Regions from separate parts of the Homo sapiens genome. Here all the other regions are linked to region 4. A link is a contact called in ENCODE Hi-C or POLR2A ChIA-PET data. All regions are on one chromosome and are shown on one strand. The core of a region is the stretch at or near the end of the contact, and the rest is flanking DNA. Distances in the headings are between cores, read along the strand shown.

The links. Hi-C counts contacts between places; a loop is a spot of excess contacts on that map. ChIA-PET counts read pairs that join two places held with the same protein, here RNA polymerase II (POLR2A). Pooled maps may share reads with other maps.
Region 1: a map of mammary epithelial cell shows a loop between it and region 4 (2.6-fold over the local background). The contact joins the enhancer-like site here to the promoter of SESN3 in region 4. A Hi-C loop is called at or near these places in 5 of 168 maps with a recorded cell type or tissue (MCF 10A, aorta, ascending aorta and 2 more) and 13 of 50 pooled maps. POLR2A ChIA-PET finds 5 or more read pairs at or near these places in 6 of 52 experiments (CD4-positive, alpha-beta T cell, CD4-positive, alpha-beta memory T cell, MCF 10A and 2 more).
Region 2: a loop to region 4 is called in a pooled map, with 19 times the contacts of the local background. The contact joins the promoter of AMOTL1 here to the promoter of SESN3 in region 4. A Hi-C loop is called at or near these places in 3 of 37 single-sample maps with no recorded cell type and 3 of 50 pooled maps. POLR2A ChIA-PET finds 5 or more read pairs at or near these places in 1 of 52 experiments (activated T-cell).
Region 3: a map of GM12878 shows a loop between it and region 4 (3-fold over the local background). The contact joins the enhancer-like site here to the promoter of SESN3 in region 4. A Hi-C loop is called at or near these places in 5 of 168 maps with a recorded cell type or tissue (GM12878, aorta, ascending aorta and 2 more), 17 of 37 single-sample maps with no recorded cell type and 19 of 50 pooled maps. POLR2A ChIA-PET finds 5 or more read pairs at or near these places in 11 of 52 experiments (CD4-positive, alpha-beta T cell, CD4-positive, alpha-beta memory T cell, GM12878 and 7 more).
Region 5: a map of naive thymus-derived CD4-positive, alpha-beta T cell shows a loop between it and region 4 (8-fold over the local background). The contact joins the enhancer-like site here to the promoter of SESN3 in region 4. A Hi-C loop is called at or near these places in 2 of 168 maps with a recorded cell type or tissue (chondrocyte and naive thymus-derived CD4-positive, alpha-beta T cell), 1 of 37 single-sample maps with no recorded cell type and 13 of 50 pooled maps. POLR2A ChIA-PET finds 5 or more read pairs at or near these places in 6 of 52 experiments (CD4-positive, alpha-beta T cell, CD4-positive, alpha-beta memory T cell, HEK293 and 2 more).

Annotation. Positions count from the first base shown.
Region 1 is chr11:95,575,206-95,577,905 of GRCh38, forward strand. No RefSeq gene overlaps it. Among named protein-coding and RNA genes, the nearest start is that of FAM76B, 210 kb to the right of the region's middle. Within about 2 kb of position 1,451, at least 3 of the 41 ENCODE cell types and tissues checked have a DNase peak (open chromatin) inside an H3K27ac peak, as active enhancers do; they include mammary epithelial cell, where a contact is called at or near this core.
Region 2 is chr11:94,767,063-94,769,762 of GRCh38, forward strand. It overlaps AMOTL1 (angiomotin like 1), which reads left to right and starts at 1,294. Exons shown (of 13, transcript NM_130847.3): 1 at 1,294-1,498. The coding sequence starts at 1,450.
Region 3 is chr11:95,555,395-95,558,094 of GRCh38, forward strand. No RefSeq gene overlaps it. Among named protein-coding and RNA genes, the nearest start is that of FAM76B, 230 kb to the right of the region's middle. Within about 2 kb of position 1,302, at least 2 of the 41 ENCODE cell types and tissues checked have a DNase peak (open chromatin) inside an H3K27ac peak, as active enhancers do; they include GM12878, where a contact is called at or near this core.
Region 4 is chr11:95,229,752-95,232,451 of GRCh38, forward strand. It overlaps SESN3 (sestrin 3), which reads right to left and starts at 1,451. Exons shown (of 10, transcript NM_144665.4): 1 at 1,032-1,451. The coding sequence starts at 1,109. LOC100129203 (a long non-coding RNA gene) reads left to right here and starts at 435. Exons shown (of 6, transcript NR_110295.2): 1 at 435-744; 2 at 1,374-1,822; 3 at 2,301-2,425. RefSeq lists silencers at 1,005-1,314, 1,325-1,474 and enhancers at 1,830-2,469, 2,470-2,700.
Region 5 is chr11:95,640,429-95,643,128 of GRCh38, forward strand. No RefSeq gene overlaps it. Among named protein-coding and RNA genes, the nearest start is that of FAM76B, 150 kb to the right of the region's middle. Within about 2 kb of position 1,308, at least 5 of the 41 ENCODE cell types and tissues checked have a DNase peak (open chromatin) inside an H3K27ac peak, as active enhancers do.

The DNA of each region.
Region 1 (2,700 bases), core at 201-2,700, 350 kb after region 4:
TCAAATTCCTAGTTTATCACTTATTAATTATGTGAACCTGGATAAGTTTCTTAGCCACTCAACATATTAGGCTCTTAACCTGTAAACTGAGAACAATGGCATCTACCTTGCAAGTCCATTGTGAAGATTAAGTGTATTTGGAAGCAAATGCATGATGAATGCCCATTACATAGAATGCATTTAATAATAATAGCAACATTATTATTACTGTTATTCATTATTGAAGGACCAGAAGGAAAAGTATAGTTGAAGACTCTCTAAATAAAAAAAGAAAGAAAAAACAACACAAAATAAAAAAGGTTTTCAAATTTCCTTTTCTCCTAAAATTCACCCAAAAAAAGAATTCCATGCTAACATGAGTGAACGTGAAGCTATTTTCTTTCCCTCCTCCCCTGAGATGGTAGCAGAAATGGAACTGGTGAACAGGCCCAATTCAAACAAAGATAGCTACAGGAATAACACCGGGAGAGACACAAGATTTGTTTTGGCAAATAGAAGGGATTTCTGATTGTTTTGGTTTTCTTCTCTTGGAGCCAGTCAGCATCTGGCTTTGAGAACCATGGGTATGGTCACCATATGTCCCACATTTTTCTAGAGCAGTCACAATTTAAAATATTGAGTCATGTTTCCCCCTTAGGAACAGTTGTATTTGTGAGACCATGGATCTTTATTTGCAGTTCAGAAAATATGGTCATTGTCACTACAGAAGTTTGTATTTGACCGGGTAAAAGAAGAGATCACAGGAAAATGGGGGCAGGTCATGAACTACAGAAAAATAAACTGGGATTTTTTTTTTTCCTCTATATTATCACTCTCCTTACACTTAATACCAAGTGCTGGTTTGGCACTTTTCCTCTAAAAAGCAACCTAATAGGTTTCCAGGGTCATTGTGACCAATCCCACGTCTTTGAACCAAGTCAGGCAATTTTCAGGAGATTTCAGCTCCATCTAGTTTGATAATTCCCTATTGAGCGAGCAGAGCAGGGAAGGTTGTGTCAGTTATATCAACAACTAGCTAGCATTCATTAGTTTATTGAGAGACTATATGTGCCAGTACATGGCTGAGTGTTCTACATGCATTAGCTCATCTAATGCTTGCAAGAATCCTGTAAGAGGACACCATTATTCTCTCCTTATATGAAAACAGACTAAGAGAGATTAAGAAACGTGCTGAAAGTCACATGGCTGGTAAGTGACAGAGCTGGATCCAAGCCTGGTTGATCCCAGGATTTCTGAAAAGGTAGACTCATCATACATTTAAACAGAGTATTTTTCAGACAGGAAGGTTGAGGGTCAGGCCTAAAATTTCTGGGGTGACCATGCAGCTGTGGGAGTATCAGATAGGCTACTGCTCACAGAAGAGCGATTCTTCCTAGGAGTTGTTTTTCAAACTGGAAAAATCTTGGAACCAGAAATCCATTATGTGAAAGTAAGTGTGTCTGGATGGGATTACTAGAGATGTGCAAACCCGGGGGTGTTTGGGGTTTGGCTACACATTATGTTCTATTTTTCAAAGGTTCTGGGAGAGGCAAAACTCCAAACATGTTTCTGCACGGTAATTATCCACTTTGGTTTCAGATCCATGTGTGTTTCTAGAGGAATTAACAACCCTGGACCTGTTTCTTATTTTAGTGGGTGCCCCTCACATAAATATTCACAGACAGAGCAGACCTACAGGAACTGTGGAAGTCAGAGGAACCAAACTCAGCCTAGCAAGAACAGAAAAACAAAGCTAAACATGTTTAAGAATCTCCATTTACTATGGCCTTGGCTATGCAGCTAATTAGAGCAAGTCATTGGGTGGGAGAAGGAAAAAAACCCCAGCATATCGAGTGCTTACTATGAAAGCCACTGTTCTTGATACCATCCTCACCCTCAGGGAATTTTCACTAGGAAGATGATAAAGACCAGTGAATAGGTAATTTCACTACAGTGTGGTTAAAAAGACAGGGTTTCATAGAAGCACAGAGACAGCGCATTTAAAGCCAGTCTTGACGGTGTTCCAGTTACATATTGCTGTGTAACAAACTACCTCCAGAATGCAGTGGCTTGAAACAACAGCCATTTATTTATATCTGTTGGTTCATGGGTCAAGAATTTTGGCAGGGGTCAGCTAGGTAATTCTTTTCTTTCACATGGTGTTAATAAAGATCACTGGGCAATATGCAGCTAGGGGACAGATTCATCTGTAAGATCCCAGATGGCTTCAGTAACTTGTCTGTTTCCTTGCTGGGGATAATTGAATTCTACTGGTCACAAGTCTTCCCAGGTTCAACAAGAGGGGACTTAGACCCTACCTCTCAGTAGAAGGAGTGTTAAAGAATTTGTAGCTATGTTTTTAAACTGCCACAGTCATCTCTACCATCACAAATTTTTTTAATGTCTCATACATGTAAATATATTCACCTCCAACCTCCTTCAGAAGACCATCAGATTTAGGTCTGAGGTTCAGAATCTCATCATCCAAATTAAATCCAGAAGCAAATAAGTCTCCATAGGTCCAGTTCCTTCGATATGGGTCTTCTCAATCTGAATACTTATAAACCAAAGGTACACTTTTTCTATCATTCTTACAAACACCACAAATACCCAAGATATTAAAAAGAGGCAAGGCATGATACAAGGCATATGTCAGCCCCTGCTTCATGGCAATTCTGAAATTCAATCAGGAACATGTCTGTTCCTTAACTAAGACTTACT
Region 2 (2,700 bases), core at 44-2,543, 460 kb before region 4:
CAGTGCCTCTCTCCGCCCTTCCCAGGCATCTGCAGTACTTGGATCTCCTGCTTTGTTGCTTGCCTGTTTTCTGTTCACACATCTTGTCTTCTTAGACAGATAACAGATCCTTGAAGGGCTGGTCAGCTGCTCTAAGTTTCTTTTGTGTGCTAAGTTTCTTTTGTGTGTACCAGGGTAGATGACTTTAAATGGAGTAGGCATTTCATAAATAATTGTTAAATGATTACATTTGGGCTTTATCTTGAGAGCAGAGTTTACTCAGTAGGAGGGCCCATCAGGGGAATCAGAATCAGGACATGCAACCCACCAGAACTGATGAGAGGTAAAACTGCTGGCAGTCTAGTTAGGGAACTGCCACAATCCAGGGAGGAGTCCCTGAAGGCCGGACCTAGATAGCAGGTAAACAGAGGCAGGGAGCACCAGATAAGAGAGGCTTGGTGTGCGCTAACTCTCCCACTAACATCCTGGGCAGCAACTGTACAGTTACCTAGCTTTCTCTTCTCCAAGCAGTAGAGCTGCCCGGAAAAAGCCAGGCAGAAGTGCTATGGGGCAGGCTCGGGCACCCCAGATTAGGGCTCCAGAGAGCCGCCAGTATAAACCAATATAATGAGGTGGATGAGTAGTTCTCAGCACAGCCTGATTTTAAGAGGTGGGGCAACATTTTCCCAGAGTCGCTTACTTTCTTTACCTCTACTCAGGCAGATAACAGCCTGGGGATTTATGGCCAGAGGATGTACGGTTCTGCGAACACATTTAATATCCGAGGCTGTCAGGTCTGTTTTGGCCCTTCTGTTTGTCAACGGAGCACATAGTAGCAGCTTATCGCCCAATCTCAAGTGCGTGATGGAAGCACTGGGGCCTGGGGAATGCTGAGAAAAGTGTGGCCACTTTCTACCTGGAAATTCCACTTAAGAAGAAAAAAAACCAACCTAAGCAAATCTAGACTTTTGGGCAGATCCGGAAACAGAATTTTGGCCGGCATTGGGCTGGTGGGGAAGGAAGACAAAGTGGAGGGAGAACTGGTGAGTCTGAAATTAATCAAAACCCGGCAGGGGACAAAGGAAGGGATGCTGTCGCCCTCCTAAGTCTCAGGGAGACACGTCAGCTTGAGCTCTGGGCAATTTCAGCCTGGCAGTCTCGCGGCCCGGGGAGGGGCGGCGGGTGTCTGCAGACGGGCTCTAGGGCCCAGCGGCCGGGCGCCACGGCGGGGGTGGAGTGTAGGGTTCTAGTGACGAGCCCGGGCGACCCTCCCCGGCCCGCGCGCGGGGAGCGGGGAGCGCGGACGGCGGCGGGAGCGCGCGAGAAGCTCTAGGACCCAGCAGCGGTTGTCGGGTTTGGGGCTGGAGGTGAAGCCCTGTGTGAATGGGGTTGATTGTCCGGCGCCACTTCCCCGCGCTGCCCGGCAGCCGTCTTCCCCAGCCGAGGGACTGAACTAGCCATGATCGCCTCATGTGGAGGGCAAAGTTGCGCCGGGGAACTTGTGAGCCTGCGGTGAAAGGTAACCAGCCCCCACTCGAGGTGCCGGGAGGGCGTCTCCGAGTCTCCCACGCGAAGAACCCAGTCGCCCCGGGCTCCCCGGGCCCCTGCTGCTCACGGAAGGGGGCAGCTTCTGGGGGCCCGGGGCTGAGATCCCAGATTGTTGTTTTTAAGCGGGTTCCCTTGCCCCGCTCCAGGTCCAGTTGCCTGCGGGCCGGGCCTCAGCGTCTTGCCGCCCCGCGACCCACGTTGACTGAAGTTGTGGCCCCGGGGTTTGGGCCCCGGGGTGCTGCGCGCCCGACGCGGGGCTGGCCTTTCCTGAGGGGCGCAGCCATATGGCCAGACACTCCGAGGCGCGCCCGCGCCCGCGCGCGGGTCTCGCGGCGAGGGAGGGGACGGAAGGGGGTGTCCGGTGCAGCTTTCCCCGGCGCGAGACAAAGGCGCGCGCACCGGCCCGCCCGACGGGCTCTGGCGCTGTGGACTGGACCCTTTCTGCCCGCCGGCCAGACCCGGCTCTGGCGGGTGGGGGCGACGAAAGGGTCGCACCCCAGCCCCAGACGCTCGGATCGCGTTAGCTGCTGCTCCTTCTTTGTTCTCTCCCCAGACAAGTTTCTTTGACAAACTGGAGAGTTACATCCAGCTCCCGCTTGCCTGTTAGGGCTGCCTTTACAATAATCTGCTTTCGCGGGGAGAAAATTTAAACTTTCCAAATGGAACTGTTTTTTCTTGGAATGTGACATTTGTGGCAGGAGGGAGAGTGGTACGTTGGCCGATGACAGCCGAGCGGAACGGTGGCCTAGTGCCGGGACAGGGACCGAGCGTGCCCCATAGGCGGCCGGGCTGGAGGACGCGGCGGCAGAGCAGACGAGCCCTGGCGCGCACCTCTAGGGCCTCCGCTACCTGGACTGCGCTCGCGGCGACGTGTCCAAGTTTCCCCCCTCAGAGCCCCAGGCCGAGAATCCCGGGTATCTGCGCAAAGCTCCCGCGCCTCGCCCACCCTACTCTTCCTATCTTTACTGATGACTAGGAAGACTTTCCTTTTCCATTTTTGTTCGAAGATTTTTGCCTTTTTGGCTTCGGTGTTGGTTTCCTGTCTCCGCGTGGCAAATACCTTTTGGCCGGGCTAGCGTGTGGATCACCTGGACTGGGGTTTCAGAGGTGGGCCCTGAGCGTGCGGCCTCCTGAGACGATGCGGTTTGGACCCAACATTTTGTCCCCATGGTC
Region 3 (2,700 bases), core at 52-2,551, 330 kb after region 4:
CTGGAGAGTAGATTCCATGAGAAATAGCTTCATCAACTTTGTTCACCCCTGCATTACTAACTTGTAAAATGGTCCCTGAAATATAGTAGCCACTCAATACACATTTGTTAAATGAATGAATCAGCTATGGTATGGACTGCTGTGAGAGGTATTGAGGGAGTTAATATATAGCATTATTTAGTGCTTACTGTCTCCTAGGCCTGTTCCACACAGTTCACATCGATTAACTGCTTTAATATTCATTACCTTTCTATGAGATAGATATCATTACTAGCCTCATTTTACAGATAAAGAAAGTGAAGTACAGAGAAGTTAGGTAACTTGCTCAGTGTTGCACACCTAGAAAGTGTCAAAGCCACACTGGAACGCAGATCATCTGGCTTCAGGGTTCTGTTAAACTTTATGATAAAATAAGACAAGACACTACCGATTTGAGAAGAAAAGTCTTGCCCACACAAAAAAATAAAGAAGTTCACAGTGAATAACAAATGAAGGTTTAATCAATACGTTTTCTAAGGCTGAGAGGAGAGAAGGTTCCCAGAAGACCAAAGTTGCCGAGGAAGGGCTCATAAAGAATCCGAGATTTCGACTGGTTCTTGAATAATGTTTTGGCTAGTGATGAAGGTATCTTATCACTGAAGCCCCAGTGATTACAGTAAAAAAAAAAAAAAAAAGCAAGTTCCAGTAAAGACATAAGGGATCCATGATTCTATGACACACAGACATCTTTTTGAAGGTTCTGTTGGCCTTGGCTTTAATATATTTACTGATGTTTATAAGAAAGCAGGGAAATGAGAGAACAAAGAGTAAGGGCATGATGATGTCATTCTTCTGAGATGGTTCTGGAGAGGATGGCATTGCTTCTGGGACACCAGTAGCCCAGAAGTCAGGAATTCCCCCTGGAGAAAGCAGGATTATCCAGAAACAATCACTCTGCCTCCCCACTCTGTCTTCCGCAATGAGAATTGAGCTACTGATACCAGAGTGTTTAGAAAGTCAGAGCTTTCTTAATAAAGACTCCTCTGCACTGGATGGGAATTTCCCCAGTGAAGTCTAAGTTTCAATACCTGATTCCCCACTGATTGCTGTGATGATTATCAGGATGTCAAAAGATTGGCATTCCTGTCACTGAGAACTGGGTTGCTCATTTTCTCCTGAGTTGGGGTCTTCAAAGTCATCTTAAGCACTGCAGGGTTTCAACGAGCTGGAAAATGTGTGAGAAAACAACATCCAAGTCGTGGCTCCCATTTTTGACATCTGCATTCAAGACTGGGCCACAGGACTCCAGTGGTGGTTCTTTCAATCCCTTCTATTCATCAGGGCAGCAGGATTCGTGATTCAATGAGCTACGAATTACAATCCTTTCTCTAGAAAATTGGTTTTTGAAAGTGCCTACTGGGTATGACTAAGAGGTTTTGTGCACTGGGGTTTCAGTTGATGTTTGTATTTTTTCTTATTATGACTTGAAGGAAAAAACCAGAATCTAAAATTAGCCCTTGTTTTTTCAACTTGGAACTTCATAAACACATCAGCAGTGGGGTGTGTGTGTGTGTGTGTGTGTTTTGCAATAAGCAATATTACAATTTCTTGACATTTTCATTGCTGTTTCTTGACATATTTAGTGAGGCTTTAAAGGTTTCTTTAGACAGAAAAAAAAAAGAAAAAAAATGGCTATGTTCCAAATCACCATATGTTTCCAATTGCAAATTCAAAAGCAGAAGACAGGCCTTAACTTAAGCTGTACAGCCTTTTGTGGTGGTTATGGTGCTGGGGAGGTAGGTTGTCTTTTTACATTTAGTTATTAGAATTTCAGTGTTACCCAATGACATAAAAGGAAAATAAAGCATTTAGCAAATATTTGTTGAGTGCCATCTATGTGTAAGACACTGGGTCAGGGAGGGTGCAATCTAGTTGGGGATACAAAATATTAAAGAAAGCAAATGTTCAAAACGGGATGATAAATGGATAGCTTTCAGCCATAAGTTCTCCAGGAGATCAAAGAGTTAGGAGCTGACCTGGTAAAAGAACGATTCATAGAAGAGGTAAAATTGAGCTGAGTCTTGAAGAAGGATAATAGGACATTTCAGGTGAAAGGAACTATAGAGTCAAAGTCACAGTGATGGAGCTGTGCATGCACATTCAGATTGGTGACTGCATCTGTGAGGTTGGAACTGATGCAGTTTCATAAGAATGAGGAAGTTTCCATAAGAATGGGGAAGGAATCATGGAGAAAGATGGGAAAATCAAGTAGAAGTCACATTATGATAAACTGGAGTGACAGGCTTGGTGTACCATGATTATTGTTGTTTAGATTGTATTTAGTCCAAACAACAATTACTTGCATTGGGTACTGATTATAAGCCCCATTCTATAGATAAGGAAACTAAAGCTCATAGAGGCTAAGAAGTTGCCCAAAGTCAAATAATGAATTATTTGGTTAACCCAGATTTGAACTAAAGTCTGTTGGATTCCAACTCCTCTTAATCTTTCTAGCTTAAGTGGTTAGGCAGGCTTGAGTGATAACTGCTGTCAGCCAGTAGTTGATATTCCAGCAAGAATAATGATGTTTTTAACCAGGATGAGGAAATTAGGATGAGTAAACTAAAGAGTAGCTGCCTAGAACTAAGGTGACCAGAGGGCATGGTGGAAGTAGCAAGACCCCTAGAGCTGGCATGCTCTTGATGCATCCTCAGAAGGAAC
Region 4 (2,700 bases), core at 201-2,700:
TCATCTCCGCTTTCAGTCCCGATGCATTTGCACAGCTCAGCAATTTTAATTCATTTGTAGTGAACAAACAGAAGCATCTCACCTAACGTTTCCACTTAATAAAATGTAAAAATAGAGTTTGAATACGAATAAACTGATTATAATATTACTTTGGGGCAGCTGTTAAAATCTGATCAAAAAGTCTAGAGACCTTTTTTTCATTCCCTTCCCCATCCCTCTCGCCCTTCCCCGCGGGGCGATTAAGCCAAGTAAGCTAAACAATACTGGAGTAAACTTTCTATCAGTCACTCTAGGAAGCAGCAATAAACTGATGGTGCGCCTCATTTTTCTGGATCAACACGGGGGCAGGGGGGTGCTAAGGAGGAATAACCCACATCCACCTCAGTCTTCTCCTCCCCCAACCCCAGCCTCAGGAACTGGCCAGGTCGAATTGCATTTCCCATGGGCATAAAGTTCAAGATGCTTTACTGGTTCCTTTCGAGACTGAACTACAGACACAGGACTACCATCCAAACAATTTGAAAACGGGGGTTGTTGAGCAAGGCGCGCAAGGCAGAAGCAACCGAATAAACAAAAACAACACTCGCAAGAGTTAGCCACAGCAAAGAGGGGCCAGGTTCCTCGGGATCCGACCCAGCTGCTCTGATTTCACACCGACCTCCATCAACAGCTAAACTGCACAGGGAGGAGGATCGAACGGATCCCTCCCGCCCTCCGCCCAAGGAGCCGACCCGGGGTAGCAAGGTAGGGAAATGAGCCGTAAAGGAGAGCAAAGGCACCAAATAAAAGGAACAAGGGAAGAAAAAATATCCCAACCCCTCCAGACTTGGGTCTGTCCCGGCGGAAATAAAAAGCCGCAGTAGTCCAAACCCTCCTGCCCTCAACCCACGCCCCCTTTCTCAGTCCCTGCGGAGGGACGGTGCCCGGGGATCCCTCTCAGCCTCCCCCAGTGCGCGCCCGGGGACGAGCCGCCCGAGCCCCGGCCGGCAGGAAGCGACCCTCGCCGGCAGGACCCCGGGCCGAACCCGTACCTTCCGCAGCACTTTCCGGCAGTTGGTACAGAGCAGGTAGTTGGCGGCGGCCGACGGGCTGCCGCCGCCCCGGTTCATCGTGGCTGCGGGCGCCGAGGCGAGAGCGGGCGGAGGGCCGGGTCCGGGCTGTCACTGCGGCCACTGCAGGGCCGGTCCGTCCCCCCGCCGCCAGCCGCGATTCCGCCTCAGCCTCCTCAAGGCGGGATGTCGGGAGGAGAGGCGACTGCCTGAAAGCTAGCGGCACTGCCAGAGGCGACCACCGCGGCAGCTGCCCCAGCGACGGCGGAGACGGCGGCGGCTGCTCCTCACCGGCCCGTTGTTCCACCCGCCCCCATCTTCCAGACCCCCGCCCCCGCCAGGCTAGGACGAGCAGCCGCCACCGCTGCCACCGCCACCACCGCCGCCGCAGCGCCTCAGTGCGGCCCCGCCTCCGCCGCCCCACCACCTTCACCACCTCCACGCTCCGGTACCGCCCCTCCCGCCAATCGGACAGCTCCGGCTACGCCCCCAGGGCGCTAGCCCGCAGCCAATGAGCAACGAGAGCCCGACTGGGAGTCGCGCCGGCCAATCGCAGGGGCCGAGGAAGCCTTGAATCTCCGGGCAAGTTAAGTTTATCTCCGAGGCTCGGAACTGAAGGGAGGTGGCGGTTAGCTAAGTAGTAGGGTAGCAGGGAACAGTTTGCTCTCCTCTGCCAATAAGAGGACGAGGGTGTGTCATATGCAAATATACTGCCCTCCAAGCCCCACCCCCAAGATAAGCTACGCCCCCTTCTCTAGGTCCCTGCAGAAGTGGTGAGGAGAATGAGATAAATAGTTGGGAGCTAGAGCTCGCTAGAGAGTCTAAGATTGAGCTAAATATTTCCTGATCTCTCGAGAAAGGGGGAGGGGAGTGGGAGGATTAAATGTTCCTTCCTTCAGGGCAGTGGTTAGGCTTTCTCTCCACCAAAATCTAACTTTAGCTGTAAAGAAGACTGCAGTTATGTAGTACTTTGTATCCAGGGATCTCAAAGAACTTTACGCATCATTTATTGTGAACCTTGTTTTGCAAAGATTTCAGTTACTTGAGGCTTGGGAGGCGGATAGGGGATAAATGTCTGAGTTATATATATATTTACGCAAGTAATCGAGTTTGAGGGGAGAGACACAAAACCTCTGGTTTAGCGGTTTCCTCTTGTTTGTGAAGCACCTTCTAGCAGTTATCTTAGAGATGTAAGTTCATTTACTTGTCCAGCACTAAAAGGCCAAAGGGGCTTGTTTTCTCACCCAAAAGACCTTCCTGAGGCAGCTGTTCGGATACATGCAGAGCACAGCGCCCTGCTCAGAAAGGAAGGTTCAGAGAACAAATTGTCGTTTAAAACTATTGGGACAAACCTACCTCTTCTAAAGCTTAAAATGGTAAGTCAGGGTTTTAGCGTCCACGTTCTGCGGAGAGAAGGCAGACTTGACTGGGGAAAGCGCAGGCTGACCGAGTGTGGCGGGACAGACGGGTAGGGGAGCCAGGTCTCCCGAAGGGGCTAGCAATGCGCGTCCGAGTCGAATGCGGGTTCCCGATGCTAGACGCCCGCAACCTGCTCCCGAGTGAGAACAAAGGCCGGCGCAGAGCGAGAACCTGATTGGTGCCCGGTCCTCACTCGTGTCCTCCGGGCCCCAGAGATAACTTGCATCGCCTA
Region 5 (2,700 bases), core at 58-2,557, 410 kb after region 4:
ACTGTTCCAACCACTGTACCTATAGCTCAGCTATTCTCAGTGAGGAGCTTTTGTAAACATGTAGAGAAGCTTTTGGTAGTCAACAAGCTTGATGATTCCTACTGGCAATTACTGGGGGTAGGGATGCTAAAGGTCCACAAACATCCTAAACCTTCACCTTCCTCTGCACCTATTGAAATTCTGCATAATTTCTGAGGCTTGGCTCCTTCGTATTTCATCTTCTTTATCCATTTTAGCCCAGACCATTATCTCTCTTAGGACATAGCTACATGTATTATGTATAGTTAATATTATCTCATTTGCAATATTCTCAAAGAAGAAATCTATTACTTCTTTTTAGGTAGGCAGCATTAGTTTATTGTTTATTGGGCTGAGAACATAGACTAGGGAGCCAGAGTGCCTGGATATGAATCCTAGCTCTGTGACTCCTTCAGCATGTAACCTTGGGTTTTGCTACTTACCCCCTCTAAGCCTTATCTTTCTCATCTGTATAATGGGATCATAAGAGTACATACAGCAAAGGGTTGTTTTGAGGATTAAGCCTTTAGAACAGTGCTTGGCACAAAGTAAGCACTATACACGTGTTGGCTGTTATTATTTTTTCTACCCCTAAGCACATAATGTGAGGAATTTACTATTAATACATGCCTCATACATTTCACTGATTGGTCAAAGAATCTCCGAATTTATTCCCAATTCAACTTTCAAATGTTCATTAGACAACTCAAGGAAGTCATAATCACCAACTTTAAATTCAAAAAGCACTGCTCTATAGAAGGAAAAATTGGCCTATTTGTTATTGTTTCAGAACATAAGGTTTGAAACTAAAGTTTTATAAAGGGCAACAGAGCGCATTTGCCCTGTGTGTCCCTGCTATTATCTCTTCCTCCTGTTCCTTCAACAGTGGAGGTCAAGGACTTGGAAATTTGGGATCCCAGCCATCTATTTCAATTTCTTTCTACTTGAGAGATATAAATGAGAACACAATCATATTTCCAGAGCCTCTGAGATTCTATTTGATTCATGTTCTTCTTAAAGGTTTTGCTCAAAAAGAGCCTTGTTTCCTGCCAATTTCTGATGGCTGCCCTCCATTACCTGCCCTTTTGTTTCCCAGAAGCCCATAGGCCATTAGCCTAAGTATGCATCACTGGCAGGGGCCCTACATTTGGCGGCACTAAGCACAGCATGGGCAGATGAAATGCACCTTGGAGGTTGCCCATCCAAACATGGACAGCATCCAAGGCTTGAGGTGATGACATAGCCTGAGGTGGAACGAGTACATAGGGCTCTCAACAGTTATGTAATAAGGGCAGGAGGAGGATGTGGTGCATGAAAGTAAAAATGAAACATTGCACAAGTAGGCTTTGGTTTCGTGAGGAAGCCTGAGAGTAAGAAAGGTGATTTAGGCTTTATATTGCATGTGATGTTGCACCAGCAAAGGTGGCCAAAAACCAATGAGGAAGGAAAATACTGGTCTTACAGCTCTTACCAATGGCATGAAGGAAAAGAACAGAAGACTATGCCTTTTATCTATTATCTGTGAGACTCCCTAAAATTAAATTCTTACTTCACTAGGTAGTCATTTCAAGCAGCAAATTAGTTCATAAAGTAATCTGATAAATAAACATCTTGGAAAACATTTATGCCAATGGCCAACATGTATTAAGCTATGGTACCAGGACAGAAAATTCTAGAAATGTTTATTTATCTGTTGATTTTGTAGCTAAAAGGAAGAGAGAGAGGAGGAAGGATTACAACTTTGTCTCAGCCAAGACCTTCCTTGGCAGGACTGTCAGGCCTACAGGCATGTCCTTAGTTTGGCTAGTTTGTGGCTTCCATTCGATCAGTTCATCCAGGAGAGCTCTGACTGGTGAATGGAGTTGTACTGCTGAAGCTCACAAGAGAGAGATGAACAAAATCAGTGTATTTTTAAAATTATTTTAAGCTTAGAGATAAAAATGCCAAAGAGATTGATAATCACATGAGCTGATGGTATCATTTTTCTACCCAATCACAAAAATAGACAAAAAAAAATACCCTTTCACAAGGAAAACATGAAAATGGCTAATAATTGTATGAAAACATGCTGAATCTCAATTATCATCTGAGAAATGCAAACAAAACCCACAATGCCGTAAGACTACATATGTACCCGAATGGCCAAATTTTTGAAAACAACAAAAATAGACAACACCAAGTAATTGGCAATGTGGCAATGATGGATCAGTGGACCCAAATACTGCTCCTGGAAATAAAATTGTTAGAACAACTTTGGAAAACCTTGACAGTGTCTACTAAAGCTGGAAATACACGGACTCAAATCTCAGCAACTTCATTTTGATATGCAACAGATTTGAACCAAAAAACATGTACATAAATCTTCATAGCAGCATTATTCATAATAGCTAAAATTTGAAAACAATTCAAATGTTTCTCAAGAGAAGAAGGGATAAATATATAGTGGTATGACTATGGTAGAATAGTATGAAGGAATGAAAATGAACAAACCCATTACAACATACAGCACAAGGAATGACCCTCACAGACACAAAAGAGTCTGTACCACATATTTACATTCACTTCAAGTCTAAAAACAGGCAAAACTATGGTATTAGAAGTCTGAACAGTGGTTATCCTTGGTTGGAAAATAACAGGAGTTAAAAGGAGAGGATCTTAGATGCTAGTAATGTCCTTTTTCTT